3 separate regions of the Homo sapiens genome follow, and all the other regions are linked to region 2. A link is a contact called in ENCODE Hi-C or POLR2A ChIA-PET data. All regions are on one chromosome and are shown on one strand. Each heading gives the region's core, a stretch centred on a gene start or an enhancer-like site at or near the end of the contact. The rest is flanking DNA. Distances are from core to core; before and after follow the strand shown.

What was found. A loop is a pair of places that touch in the nucleus more often than their neighbours do. ChIA-PET counts read pairs that join two places held with the same protein, here RNA polymerase II (POLR2A). Pooled maps may share reads with other maps.
Region 1: a loop to region 2 is called in a pooled map, with 4 times the contacts of the local background. The contact joins the promoter of IL4I1 here to the promoter of NR1H2 in region 2. A Hi-C loop is called at or near these places in 2 of 50 pooled maps. POLR2A ChIA-PET finds 5 or more read pairs at or near these places in 3 of 52 experiments (T-cell, activated B cell and endothelial cell of umbilical vein).
Region 3: a loop to region 2 is called in a pooled map, with 4 times the contacts of the local background. The contact joins the enhancer-like site here to the promoter of NR1H2 in region 2. A Hi-C loop is called at or near these places in 1 of 168 maps with a recorded cell type or tissue (dorsolateral prefrontal cortex), 3 of 37 single-sample maps with no recorded cell type and 6 of 50 pooled maps. POLR2A ChIA-PET finds 5 or more read pairs at or near these places in 1 of 52 experiments (A673).

What each region holds. Positions count from the first base shown.
Region 1 is chr19:49,894,211-49,898,893 of GRCh38, forward strand. IL4I1 (interleukin 4 induced 1) reads right to left here and starts at 2,677. Exons shown (of 8, transcript NM_152899.2): 1 at 2,625-2,677; 2 at 1,938-1,972; 3 at 1,605-1,843; 4 at 858-970; 5 at 58-259. The coding sequence starts at 1,950. RefSeq lists enhancers at 1,163-1,212, 3,607-3,786.
Region 2 is chr19:50,372,847-50,377,706 of GRCh38, forward strand. It overlaps NR1H2 (nuclear receptor subfamily 1 group H member 2), which reads left to right and starts at 3,611. Exons shown (of 10, transcript NM_007121.7): 1 at 3,611-3,730; 2 at 3,873-3,980; 3 at 4,741-4,802. The coding sequence starts at 4,760. It overlaps LOC105372437 (a long non-coding RNA gene), which reads left to right. Exons shown (of 4, transcript XR_007067299.1): 4 at 25-530. RefSeq lists an enhancer at 3,520-4,331 and a silencer at 4,152-4,241.
Region 3 is chr19:50,676,387-50,680,837 of GRCh38, forward strand. The region is part of intron 21 of SHANK1 (SH3 and multiple ankyrin repeat domains 1); the gene reads right to left. Among named protein-coding and RNA genes, the nearest start is that of C19orf81, 29 kb to the left of the region's middle. Within about 2 kb of position 3,110, at least 4 of the 41 ENCODE cell types and tissues checked have a DNase peak (open chromatin) inside an H3K27ac peak, as active enhancers do.

The sequences.
Region 1 (4,683 bases), core at 1,427-3,926, 480 kb before region 2:
GAGCTTAGGAGGAGGACAGAGAAGTCAGGGCGGGAGGAGGGTGCAGGCGGTACCCACCTGGTTGAGAGCCATCTGGTAGATGTCTTCGGGCGAGTGGCCCTTTTCCTGGGGACGCAAGGCGTAGCCCAGCTTCTCGGGCACCTTCTCCACCACATAGTTGCGCAGCTTCACTTCGTGCACCTCCGTCCACGTGTTCTTGTCGTACTGGGTGAACTTGGTCAGGTTGAGCCCCAGGCCCTGGCAGAGCTTGTGGAGGATCCTGATCAGGGGAGTGGGTGAGTGAGGGCCGGGCTCCAGTGGGGGTGGCCTGGTCCCTAGTGGGACTTGGAGAAGAGGGGTGGGAGGGGAGAGTAGCTGGGGACCAGCATGAGGCTGGGGGTGGGGCTAGATTTGGGGTAATCAATGCTGGGGGATGGGAATGAAATGGGGACAAGGCTGGAGGCCTCAGGGCAGTACCAGGATTAGGATTGGGTTAAGAGTGGGATAGAGCCCAGATTAGAATTGGGAAGGGGGACAGAGTTTGGGTTGGACGGGGGTTTGAGATGAAGAAGGGGCCTGGGGCTGGGGTGCCTGAGGGTGTGGGGATGGTGGAGCTGCAGGCCTGGAGGGGCCAGCACAGGAGCTGGCTTTTGCACCAGGCAGGGCCAGCTGGAGGTCTGGTTGGACCAGGTGGCCCGAGTGTTGCCAGAGGCCCAGGGCTGGCGCTGGAGGCAAGACTGAGGTGAGGATTAGGCGAAGGATGGGGTTGGAGGCTGGGTTTGGGAGTCAGAGTGGAAGTTCGGGCCCACTCTGGTGTGGGCATGGAGCTGGGGGGCTAGTTGAGTCTAGGCACACAGGTGGGTGGGTTGCTAGGTCACCTGTGAGAGCTGGGCATGCGCATGGCTCCCAGCTCCCCAATCCAGCCCGTGTTCTGGTCCCGGTAGGTGAAGATGCGGCCCCCGATCCTGTTATCTGCCTCCAGGATGGTGACCTGAGGGAGTCCGTGGGGCGAGGAGGGCCCTTCAGCTCCACCCACTGACCATCCCCTGCCCTCTACCACCCCGTGCCAGCCCCCTGCCTTCTTCCATCCCCACAGTGGCCCAGACCCAGACTAGGAGAGGGTCCCCTTCTGTATGGAGGTGGGGGAACAGAACTGAGTGAGCAGTTCCAGACTGCAGGAGGAAGGCTGCCAGCTAGACTGCAAAGGGACTTCCCAGCTCGGGGAGTTCGGAGATGACCCATATGCGTAGAAGCCCCTGGGCTGGCCCATTCTCATTCTCGGATTGCAGTGAGTAGGTCAGTGGTTAGACCTCAGGGCACACATCCCCTTGGTAGAGTTTCCCTCTCCACCAACAGGCGCCCCACCCCAGGACAGAGGAGCTTTGAGCCAGTGAGACTTCCCTCTGGGATGAAAAACGTGGGACAGGAAAGTCTGGGGCCTCTCAGTGGAGACATGTGACAGCAGGGGGCTTGGGCCTCACCCCCAGACTACAGGGAAAGATAGCCTCTCCCCCCACATCCCCACCTCCACCCCCTCAAGGAGGAACGCGGCCGTGTCCCTGTGCCCAGGGACTCCAGCCTGCAGCAGGAGGGACTCCAGGTAGACTGCAAGCAGTGCTTCCCACCTTGTGTCCAGCATCGCTGAGCACCTTGGCGGCCACCAGCCCGGCCACACCAGCGCCAACCACAATCACCCTCTGGGGCTTCAGGGTCCGATTGAGCCCCCAGGTCACCACCTTGAGCAGCTGCTCATAGTCAGGATCCTGCATGCATTTCTCGAAGGGGTCTTGGCTGCGTTCAGCCTTCCAGTCCTGGGAGGCCACCAGGCTGAGGAGGATGGGGACGAGGACGAGGAGGTGCAGGGCTGGGAGGAGGAGGACAGGGTCAACGGGGTTGTGGCAGGTCGGGGGAGAGGGGTTCTACTCACTTGTTCCAGAGCCCCTCCCCTGCTTACTCACCCAATGGGGCCATGACTCTCGGTGGGAGATGGTGTCTGGGGTGGAGGAGAAGGGAGGGCTGTTGTGACTGAGGCCTGTGACCACTGTAGCCTGACTCTGTCTCCCATGGGCTGCCCAGCTGCTAGAGCCGGCCCTCCCCCAGTCACTGTCCTGCTCTCTGGACCTGTGTCCCCTAACCCCATTCCTTCAGAGTCCCCTGGACCGTCCCTGCCTCCCTCCTCACCGGTCTCCACCTCTGCCACAGCTCTCTCGGGTTCCTGTCTCTTTCTCTTCTTTTCCCTCTTTCTTTCCTTTCTTTCTTTTTTTTTTAACAGTCTTTCTCTGCCATCCAGGCTGGAGTGCAGTGGTAAGATCTTGGCTCACTGCAACCTCCGCCTCCCAGGTTCAAGAATCCTCCCACTTCAGCCTCCCAAGTAACTGGGATTACAGACACCCATAACCAAACCTGGCTAATTTTTGTATTTTTAGTAGAGACGGGGTTTCGCCATGTTGGCCAGGCTGGTCTCGAACTCCTGACCTTAGGTGATCCACCCACCTCGGCCTCCCAAAGTGCTGGGATTCCAGGCATGAGCCCCCGCGCCCGGCCTCTTTTCCCTCTTCCTCATCTCCCCAGCTCCTGACTGCTTCTCAGTCCCTATTTCTGTGGGTCCTGTCTCTCTGTCCCCCCACCACTGGCCGTGTCACTACCTCCAGCTCTTGGTGACAGCAGGACAGCGCGGTCCTCTCCACTGCCCTCCACTGTCTCTGCTGTGGCCCTTTCTCTCCCCTTAAACTGGCAGAGCCCCGCCCACCCCTCCTTTTGGGAAACTGGCCGAGGGAAATGAAACTGGTTTCCTGGAGCTGCTCTGGTCCAATGCTCAGAGTCTAGTTGAGGTTGGAGAAAGGGGGTTGGAGGAAGTTAATCAGTCTATTCACTTCCTTTTGCCCCAGATAGTTCTGGGGTGGTTTGGAGGCCAGAAATAGATGCTCAGGTAACCGTGCCAACAACGGGGAATCCCCTTCGGTTTGCCCCCGTCCCTGATCACCAGGCCACTTGTTTCTATCCTCCCCTGCACTCTCTCTGCCTCCTTGATTCCCACGGGGACAGAGGGGCTACAGGTCCCTGGGCCAGGCCAACTTTCCCCTCCAAGTCCCTCTCCGTCAGGTGTCGCCATGTCCTGCAGGGCCCCCCATGGTTCCACTTCCCTCTCCACTTGCCACCCAGAGCCTCAGTCTCCCCCTCCGTTACATGGGTGTAGCAGTGGGGCTGGCAGCCGTGGTCCCGGGGTCAGGACGTGGGCTCTGAGCCCGCCCTCCCCTCTGTGGCTCTCGTCTACAGCTGTCAAATGACGTCTACAGACGTCACAGTGTTTTAGGATCAAGTGAGTGAATCCAGGTTAAGTTCTGTGGCCGGAACCTGGGGTAGTACTGGAAGCTGCTCCTTTGGAAATGCCAGCTGCTGTGGCCGCAGGGGCACTCAGGGGTTCTATGAGTGACCACCCGGCAGAGGGAAGCGCCCAGGCTTCACCCATCCCTGCTTTAAGAACCACCTCAGTGCTCAGGGCAGGGAGTGGGGCGGCACCTTGGAGTGGGTGGGGGTGGAGAAACAATAGCAGGGACTTTCCTTGGGGTGGGGGAGAGGGAGCCAGGGGCTCCGTGAGGAGGAAAACCAGAGGGAGGCAGATTCTCTGCAGCAAGGGTTGGGTGGGGGTTGGAGGGCATTAACAAGAAGGAAGATGGGAAACTCCCGCAGTAAATCAAAGAGGGATGCGGTTATGGCCGGGAGGGGCTGGGGGGTGAATGTGAGTAACAAGGCATGTGACGCAGGGGCGGGAGGCCGTGGCAAAGGGAAATGATCAAAGAGCTGGAGAGTTCAGGGACCGAAAGAGCTTGGGTCAGCAAAAATAGTGACGAGGGCCAGGGGTGGCTCACGCCTATAATCCCAGCACTTTGGGAGGTCGAGGCAGGCGGATCACCTGATGTCAGGAGTTCAAGACCAGCCTGGCCAACATGGCAAAACCTCGTCTCTACTAAAAATATAAAAATTAGCCGGGCATGGTGGCATACGCCTGTAGTCCCAACTACTCAGGAGGCTGGGACAGGAGAATTGCTTGAACCCAAGAGGTGGAGGTTGCAGTGAGCTGAGATCGTGCCACTGCACTCTAGCCTGGGTGACAGAGCCAGACTCCATCTCAAAAAATAAAAAATAAAAATAAAAAATAGTAATGAGGGCCGGGTGCGGAGGCTCACTGCTGTAATCCTAGCACTTTGGGAGGCCGAGGTGGGAGGATTGCTTGAGCCCAGGGGCTCGAGACCAGCCTGGCCAAGATGGCGAAACCCTTTCTCTAAAAAAGAAAAAAATAGTGACAAAAATGTTCCCATGGCGATCACCTGCCTTGGAGGCCGCCTGGTGCTCAGGGCTTTGCACCCATCGTAAGCCTCACAATGCCTGCATTTGAGGCCAGGCACAGTGGCTTACGCCTGTAATCCCAGCACTTTGGGAGGCTGAGGTGGGCGGATCACTTGAGGTCAGGAGTTCAAGACCAACCTGGCCAAAATGATGAAACCCTGTCTCTACCAAAAATATAAAAAATTAGCCAGGCGTGGTGGTGCACACCTGTAATCCCAACTACTCGGGACACTGAGGCAGGAGAATCGCTTGAACCCGGGAGGCAGAGGTTGCAGTGAGCCGAGATTGCACCGCTGCACTCCAGCCTGGGGGACAGAGTGAGACTCCGTCTCAAAAACAAACAAACAAACAAACAAA
Region 2 (4,860 bases), core at 2,361-4,860:
TTCTCTCTTTTTGTTTTGAGACAGTCTTGCTCTGTCCCCAGGCTGGAGTGCAGTGGCACGATCTTGGCTCACTGCAACCTCCGCCTCACGGGTTCCAGCGATTCTCCTGCCTCAGTCTCCTGAGTAGCTGGGACTACAGGTATGTACTATGGATTTCTTTAATCAAGGAGTGGAATATTCATGAAGATTCCTAGAAAAAGGAGATTTTTGAGAACTGTGGTGCCACCCACTTTTACACCAAATATGGGTGTTCCTGTAACCGTCCTGGTGCTGGTGGGTGTGTGTTTATGTTAATGAGCATATAACGAGGTCCTAGGTGAGACCTAGGTCATATGTAGGGCCTTGTTGGGTCCAATGTGTCTTAGCCAGGTTGGTCCACACCTAGGGTTTTCAAGAGTCTTATCAGCCCCCACCTGCTGCAACTATTTCAACAGTTTCCTTTTGCTAGTCATGTGAAACTGCTGCCTGGAATTTTCTATTCTCCTGTGACTACCCTGTGTTATTCCTGTCTCGCTTTTTTTTTTTTTTTTTTTTTTTGAGATAGAGTTTCAGTCTGTCGGTAGGCTGGAGTGCAGTGGCGCGATCTCGGCTCACTGCAACCTCTGACTCCTTGGTTCAAGAGATTCTCCTGCCTCAGCCTCCCAAGTAGTTGGGATTACAGGCACGTGCCACCACGCCCAGCTAATTTTTGTATTTTTAGTTGAGATGGGGTTTCACCATGTTGGCCAGGATGGTCTCCATCTCCTGACATCGTGATCTGCCTGCCTCAGCCTTCCAAAATGCTGGGATTACTGGCATGAACCACTGTGCCTAGCCTCCTGTCTCACTCTTTTTAATTTTTTTATTTTTATTTATTTGTTTATTTATTTATTTATTTTGAGACGGAGTCTTACTCTGTTGCCAGGCTGGAGTGCAGTGGCGCGTTCTCGGCTCACTGCAACCTCCGCCTCCTGGGTTCAAGTGATTCTTCTGTCTCAGCCTCCCAAGTAGCTGGGATTACAGGCACGTACCACCACGCCTGGCTATTTTTTTTGTATTTTTTTTAGTAGAGATGGGGTTTCATGGTGTTGGTCAGGCTGGTCTTGAACTCCTGACCTTGTGATCCACCTGCCTTGGCCTCCCAAAGTGCTGGGATTACAGGCGTGAGCCACCGTGCCCTGCCTTTATTTTTTTATTTTTGAGATGCAGTTTTGCTCCTGCTGCCCAGGGTGGAATGCAATGGCAAGATCTTGGCTCACCACAACCTCTGTCTCCCGGGTTCAATTCTCCTGCCTCAGCCTCCTGAGTAGCTGGGATTACAGGTGCCCGCCACCATGCCCGGCTAATTTTATATTTTTAGTAGAGACCAGGTTTCAGCAAGTTGGTCAGGCTAGTCTCGAACTCCTGATCTCAGGTGATCCACCTGCCTTGGCCTCCCAAAGTGCTGGGATTACAGGCATGAGCCACCATGCCCGGCTTTCTCACTCCTGTTTGCAATTTACAGGCAAGGAAACTGAGGCACGGGGAGGTTAAGGAACTGGGCTCAGTGTTACACAGGAAGGAAGTGACAGAGACACCAGGTTCTGCCATTTCCAACGCTCATGTTAATCACTTGTTTCGCTTCTAACATCCCTAGGTGGAAAATTCCACAATCTCAAACGATGGGCCTGAGTAGACATAATAAGTTACAGAAGAGCATGGATCACATAGTCCCATTTCTTTTTTATAAAGGCATACACATATGTCAGAGGCATTCCAACCACAGCGATTCTGTCTTGAATAGGAGCTTGGTAAAATAAGGCTGAGACCTACTGGGCTGCGTTCCCAGGAGGTTAAGGCATTCTTAGTCACAGGATGAGATAGGATAGGAGGTTGGCACAAGATACGGGTCACAAAGAGCTTGCTGATAAAACAGCATATGCAGTAAAGAAGTCAGCCAGATCCCAGCAAAACCAAGATGGCGATGAGAGTGACCTCTAGCCGTCCTCATGGCTCATTATACACTAATTATAACGCATTAGCATGCTAAAAGTCACACCCACCAGCACGATGACAGCTTACAAATGCCATGGCAACGTCAGGAAGTTCCCCTATATGGTCTAAACGGGGGAGGAACCCTCAATTCTGAGAATTGCCTACCCTTTTCCTGGAAAACTCATGAATAATCCACCCGTTGTTTAGTATATAATCAAGAAATAACTATAAGTATAATCACAGTGAACAGCCCAAGCCGCTGCTCTACCTGGAGTAGCCATTCTTTTATTCCTTTATTTTTATTGCATTTTATTTTTGAGACGGAGTTTCGCTCTTGTTACCCAGACTGGAGTGCAATGGCGCAATCTCGGCTCACCGCAACCTCGGCTCACCGCAACCTCCGCCTCCTGGGTTCAAGCGATTCTCCTGCCTCAGCCTCTCCCGAGTAGCTGGGATTACAGGCGCCCGCCACCATGCCTGGCTAATTTTGTATTTTTAGTAGAGACGGAGTTTCTCCATGTTGGTCAGGCTGATCTCAAACTCCCGACCTCAGGTGATCTGCCCACCTCGGCCTCCCAAAGTGCTGGGATTACAGGCGTGAGCCACCGCGCCCGGTCCGAGACTGAGCTTTTTTAATTCTTCCAATCACCAAGTTATTGAAACCATTTTTGCAAAATTTTAACAATGAGAAAATTCTGACATCTCAAATCTGGCCAGGCACAGCGGCTCACGCCTGTAATCCCAACACTCTGGAAGGCCGAGGTAGGTGGATTGCCTGAGGTCAGGAGTTCGATACCAGCCTGGCAAACATGGTGAAACCCCATCTCTACTAAAAATAGAAAAATTAGCCGGCCGTGGTGGTGGGCACCTGTAATCCCAGCTACAAGGGAGGCTGAGGCAGGAGAATCGCTTGAACCCAGGAGGCGGAAGTTGCAGTTAGCTGAGATCGCGGCACTGCACTCCAGCCTGGGCAACAGAGTGAGACTCCATCTCAAAAAAAAAAAAGTAAAAATAAGCCCGGTGCCGCAGCTCACGCCTGTAATCCCAGCACTTTGGGAGGCCGAGGCAGGCGGATCATTTGAAGTCAGGAGTTCGAGACCAGCCTCGCCAACATGGCGAAACCCTGTCTCTACTAAAAATACAAAAAAATGAGCCGGGCGTGGTGGCACATGCCTGTAATCCCAGTTACTTGGGAGGGTGAGGCAAGAGAATCTCTTGAACCCAGGACGCAGAGGCTGGAGTGAGCTGAGATCACACCACTGCACTCCAGTCTGGGGTGACAGAGTGAGACCTCTCCAAATAAATAAATAAAAATAAATAAAACTAACAAGCAGCACGACTCCAAAATCAGAAAACTTGTAACGACCAAAAAAGTGCAAACGTGCCTTAAATCAGTCATGTGCGACAAGCAGCTATAGCTAGGGTTTGGCCGCAGGCTCAGAGAAGCGCATGAATGAGCTAAAGCCACAAAGCGCGGGGCTGGAGGTTTGGCTCCCAAGAAGCGAGGAAATGGGTTCGGAACTCTTCTGCCAAGTCCCAGTAGATCTACCCGGTAAACTTCCGGTGAGTTTCCAACTTCCGTGCGGGGCAGCAGCTTCGGCTGGTCCTAAGCGGACCGGAAGTTCGTCAAGTTTCACGCTCCGCCCCTCTTCCGGACGTGACGCAAGGGCGGGGTTGCCGGAAGAAGTGGCGAAGTTACTTTTGAGGGTATTTGAGTAGCGGCGGTGTGTCAGGGGCTAAAGAGGAGGACGAAGAAAAGCAGAGCAAGGGAACCCAGGTAGGTGCACCCGAGAGTGGGGAGACGCAGGAGGAGCCCCGAACCCGGGGCTTCTCGGCGCTCCCCGCGTACTCCGCTCTGCCCCCTTCTCTCCTTCCATTTCCTCCCCTCGGTAATTCGCGCCTCCCGCGGCTGTTTCCAGGGCAACAGGAGTAGTTCACTCCGCGAGAGGCCGTCCACGAGACCCCCGCGCGCAGCCATGAGCCCCGCCCCCCGCTGTTGCTTGGAGAGGGGCGGGACCTGGAGAGAGGTGCGAGGGCGGAGCATGAATGGAGGAGGCGGGGCGGGGCATGATGGGAGGTGATGGGGCGGGACCTGCAGCGCGGTGCGGGGGCGGGGCATGAAGGGAGGAGGCGGGGCTGGGGGCGGGGCATGATGGGAGGAGATGTGGCGGGGCCTGGAGCGAGGTTGTGGGGGTGCAGTAGGAAGGGAGGAGGCGGGGCGGGGGCGGGGCATGATGGGAGGGGATGGGGACCTGGAGCGAGGTTGTGGGGGTGAGGCTTGGAGGGAGGGATGCATATGGGGCGGGGCAAGGTGTTGGGAGGCCCATGATGGGGGCTTTAGGGGCTGAACCTGGAAGGTTGAGGGCGGAGCATAGTAGGAGGAGGTGGGGTCAGAATGAGAAATAGGGATGCTTGGGGCAGAAGTGAGGTAGAGTCTTAAGAAGAGGAGGTGGGGGGAAACTACATGGCATGGAGGCCGTGAAGGCAGAGCATGATTAAAGGAGAATGGGCCCTACCTAGAAAAAGCAGGTGGATTGGACCTGAGGGGGCGGGGCCTACAGCAGGGGCGGGGCTTAAGACCAAGCTGAAGGCTGGCGTGGAACAGAAGGGGGCAGGTCTTGTTAGAAGGATGGGGAGGGTTTGTAGGCTGGCAGGAACCAGGGTTGTGGCTGAGAGTAGGGTCTTTGGAGAGATGGAAAAAAAAGGGAAAGCCCTGTCAGGACCTGTAACTGACCTAACCTAACCCTTCTTAGCCCCACAAGGCTCTCAATCCCCTGTATTCTACAGGCTGCTCCGTGACCCCACCATGTCCTCTCCTACCACGAGTTCCCTGGATACCCCCCTGCCTGGTGAGTGACTCTCTTCCCCACCCAGCCCTTATCACACACGAGCAGAAGCTCACTGTAC
Region 3 (4,451 bases), core at 1,860-4,359, 300 kb after region 2:
GCATAATGATGTGTAGAGGAACAGTGTTCCAGGCAGGTGGAACAGCAGGTGCAAAGGCCCTGAGGTGAAGGTGAGCCAGGCAGGCTCAGGAGGAATAGGAAGGAGGCCAGGAGCTGAAGGGTAGGAGTTGAGGTTAGACAGGTGATAGAAGGGTGGGAGTGGGTAGGACCTGCAAGTTTCAGGTTTCTTTCAGATTTCGGCTCCAAGGTCTCCTCTCTGGAGAGGCTTCCTCCTGTTACTCTGTCATAACTCCTTTAACTGATGACAGTTTGGAGTCATCATCATTATTTGCTTGCTTGTTTACTGTCTGTCTCCCTAGGCATGCAGCCCACCCCAATACTCTTTCTACTCTATTTCCTTGGTAAGAAAATGCCAATCTTATTTGGCACCTTTTGAGAGACTACACTTCCCAGCTTCCTTTGCAGCTAGGTGTGGCCATATGACTAAGGAAGGCCAACCGGGATGCCCAAGTGGGAGTGTTGTGTGTTACATCTGGGATGTCTTGGAGGTAACTCAAGAGGCAGCAAGGTGCCCTCTTTTGCCCTTCTGCCTTTCTGCCCTTCCTTGTTCCTGCTACCTGGAATGCTGGTGCAATAGCTAGAGCTCCAGCAGCAATTTTGGACTATGAGGCCAGTCTGCAGTTGGAAACATGGCTAAGATGGTGGAGCAGAAATTGAGAAGGATTCTGGGTCTTTAAGACCATGGAGGCTGCTAACCTGCCTGAGACTTCCTATCTCATACTTTTTTTTTTTTTTTTTGAGATGGGAGTCTCACTGTGTCACCCAGGCTGAAGTGCAATGGCACTATCTTGGCTCACTGCAACCTCCACCTCCTGGGTTCAAGTGATTCTCTTGCCTCAGCCTCCTGAGTAGCTGAGACTATAGGTTCCCACCACCACACCCAGCTAATTTTTGTATTTTTAGTAGAGACAGGGGTTCACCATGTTGCCCAGGCTTGTCTTGAACTCCTGACCTCAGGTGACCCACCCACCTTGGCCTCCCAAAGTGCTGGGATTACAGGTGTGAGCCACTCATGCCTGGCCCCCATACTTCTTTAACAAGAGAGAGATAAAAGCATTTTTCTTGGTCAAGCCACCATTATTTGCTTTTTCTCCCTCAGGTGCAGCAGAACCCAATTCTGCTAGTCTCCTCTTTCAAATGTAAATTCTCTAAAGGAAGTTACTTTGTTTGACTGATTCACTCTTATACCTTGAGAGCCCAGCAGCAGGTCCAGGATATAGTAGGTGCTCAATAAATATTTGTAGAAGGAAGAACTCATTGGAAGCAATACAAGACACCCTGACAAGATGTGGCGAGCAACTCCAGGGCAAAACCCCAGCCTGTTCCTCTGAACATCCCCATCAAACAGCACAGGGCCAGCTCCAAGCAGGCTTCAGGAGGTGTCGCCTGAAGGCATCCCTGCTTTGACGGATTTCCTGCCATGCTGCTCTTCTCTAAGCGCTTCTCAGCCTGCTCAATCCTTCTCCACTTTGCTGAATGTTTTTCTGACCCCCTCCCCCACCTCCTTCAGCCACAGACCAATACTCTGCTTGGCTTTCTGTCCCGTCCTGCAGCTGTGTGGTATCAGAGAGCAGAACCTTGCAAAAGATAAAGGCAGTAGAGAAGTGGCAAGTGGAAGGAGACACTCTTGTGTGAGCCATTTTACCTGCTATTTTTCGTATGTGTCCTCACTGGATCCTCACACCTGTGAGTTAGGGTGGATTATACCCATTTGGATGATAATGAAAGAGGCCGTGGATCAGAGAGAAAAGGTCCTTATCCTAGACCAGCCAGCGAGTAAGGAGGAGATTCAAGATGCATCGGAGAAAAGAGGTCAGAGTGGCTCAAAAACCCTGAGATAAAATGGGAGGGGTACGAAGAGCCAGGAGAAGGGGGTGTGACCAGTCAGGAAGCACACGGGGACTGCTGAGGGGCAGGGCTGGAGAGGACAGCAAGAACAGAGTCCAGGCAGGAGAGGACAGCTGGGAGGAGGGGAGGAAGGCAAGGGAAACACCTGCATGGGGCACGGGGGCAGGTGGTGGGGGCCAGAGGGAGAGGCGAGGGTCAGGTGACAGGTGAGGGTGAAGGTGATGAGGCAGGGATCCGAGTGACAGTGGAGGGGTTGATGTGACAGTGGAAGGGTCAGAGTGACAGGGAAGGGACCAGGGTGATGGGGGAGAGGTCAGGATGACAGGGAAGGGTCAGGGGGACAGTGGAGAGGTCAATGTGACAGAGAAGGGGTCAGGTGACAGAGTAGGAGTCAGAGTGATGGGGAAGGGTGAGGGTGACAGGGTGGGGGTCAGGGTGAGAGAAGAGGTAAAAGAGAGACAGTGGAGGAGTCAAAGGGAAAACGGAGGGGTCAGGGTGATGGGGAAAGGTCAGGGTGATGGGGAGGGGTCAGGGTGATGGGGAGGGGTCAAGATGATGGGGAGGGGTCAGGGTGTGGGGAGGGGTCAGGATGATGGGGAGGGGTCAGGGTGTGGGGAGGGGTCAGGGTGATGGGGAGGGGTCAGGGTGTGGGGAGGGGTCAGGGTGTGGGGAGGGGTCAAGATGATGGGGAGGGGTCAGGGTGATGGGGAGGGGTCAGGGTGTGGGGAGGGGTCAGGGTGTGGGGAGGGGTCAGGGTGATGGGGAGGGGTCAGGGTGATGGGGAGGGGTCAGGGTGATGGGGAGGGGTCAAGATGATGGGGAGGGGTCAGGGTGATGGGGAGGGGTCAGGGTGTGGGGAGGGGTCAGGGTGATGGGGAGGGGTCAGGGTTACAAGCATTACAGGTAAGGGGTGAGGGTGATGGGGGGGTGTCAGTGTGACGGGGAGGGGTCAGGGTTACAGGCAAGGGGTCAGGGTGACGGGAGAGGGCTTAGAGTGGCAGGGAACTGGTTAGAGTGAGGGGGAGGGGTGTCCCCGACAGAGGAGGGTGCAGAGTGACAGACGCCTCGTCAGATTTGCAAGCTGACAAAAGACACTTCAGCACCATGTGGAAGAAGAAGGGACAAAAATGGGTTAGCTTGACATAAGAAGGGTCAGGGTGACAGGAGAGATGTCAGACTGACGGAGGAACCATAACAATCTGATGGGGCATCGCACTGACTCCCCAGGGAGCACCTGAACTCCACCAACCAACGGGAGCATTCGCTCCCGCGCAGAAGGGACAGCCAATCAGAGTGCGCAGCCTTGCATGACGTCACTGGCTGCCGGGCAGACTCCCCTTCAGTCCGCCGCCCAAAGGCCCAGTTCTCCGTCACCTCGTGGTCTGGCGCCTCAGTGGCAGCGCATGTCCTGCCGCTGACCAGTGGCTGGGGAACTCCTGCTAAGGAGGCAGCCCTGAGAGGGGATAGGGGAGAGAATGGACGGGGAGACAACTGAAGAGACAGAGATGGGGGGACAGAGATAGACAGAGACAGAGAGAGGGAGACAAGGAGACACAGAGACAGACGTAGAGAGACAGAAAAAGAGAGACAGAGATAGAGAGACAGAGACAGACAGACAAAGGCAAAGATGGGGAGAGAGACAGAGATGGAGAGACAGAGACAGAGACAAAGGCAGAGATAGGGAGACAGAGATAGAGAGACAGAGAGACAAAGGCAGAGATGGGGAGATAGAGATGGAGAGACAGAGAGACAATGGCAGAGATGAGGAGACAGAGATAGAGAGACAAGGAGAGAGCTAGGGAGACAAGGAGACACAGAGACAGAGATGGAGAGACAGAGACAAAGAGACAAAGACAGATGGGGGAGAGAGGGAGGTGGGGAAACAGGGAGGGATGGGAAGAGAAAGATAGGGAGAGTGAGAGAGGCGAAGAGCGACAGACAGAGATGGGGCCTAGAAGGGGGAGAGACAAGGACTGAGAGATGAGAGGGGAAATGAGAGGGCGATGGGAAGCATGGGAAGCAGGAAGAGCCCAGAGAGGAAGGAGGGAGGGCAGCTCTGACTCAGAGAGGGCCTGCGCAGCCCCAGGAGGGAACCCCAGAAGTGGGGAGTGCAACTGAGAGGGAGCAATGACGTCTCAGACTGAGAGATGAGGGGGCACGAGGGAGCCCTCGGGCATCAGTGGCGGGTGACAAAGACAGTACCAGAGAAAGCCAAAGCCATACCGAGGGGCGGATGGACAGCAGAGCCCTAGGAGGAGACAGCCCAAGAGGTGCCCTGACCTAGGGTGGATCTGCTGGGCTCCGCGCCCCTGCTGTCCCTACCTCCTCTAGGTTATATGCAAAAGTGCATCTTTGGAGAGGGTTGAAATCTCCCAGTTTCCAAGTCCTTAGATAGTGGCATCTTTTTTTTTTTTTCCCCGAGACAGAATCGCACCCTGTCACCCAGGCTGGAGTGCAGTGGCGCGATCTTGGCTCACTGCAACCTCTGCCTCCCAGGTTCAAGCGATTCTCCTGTCCCATGCTCCCGAGTAGCTGGAATAACAGGCGTGCGCCACCACACCCAGCAAATTTTTGTAGTTTTAG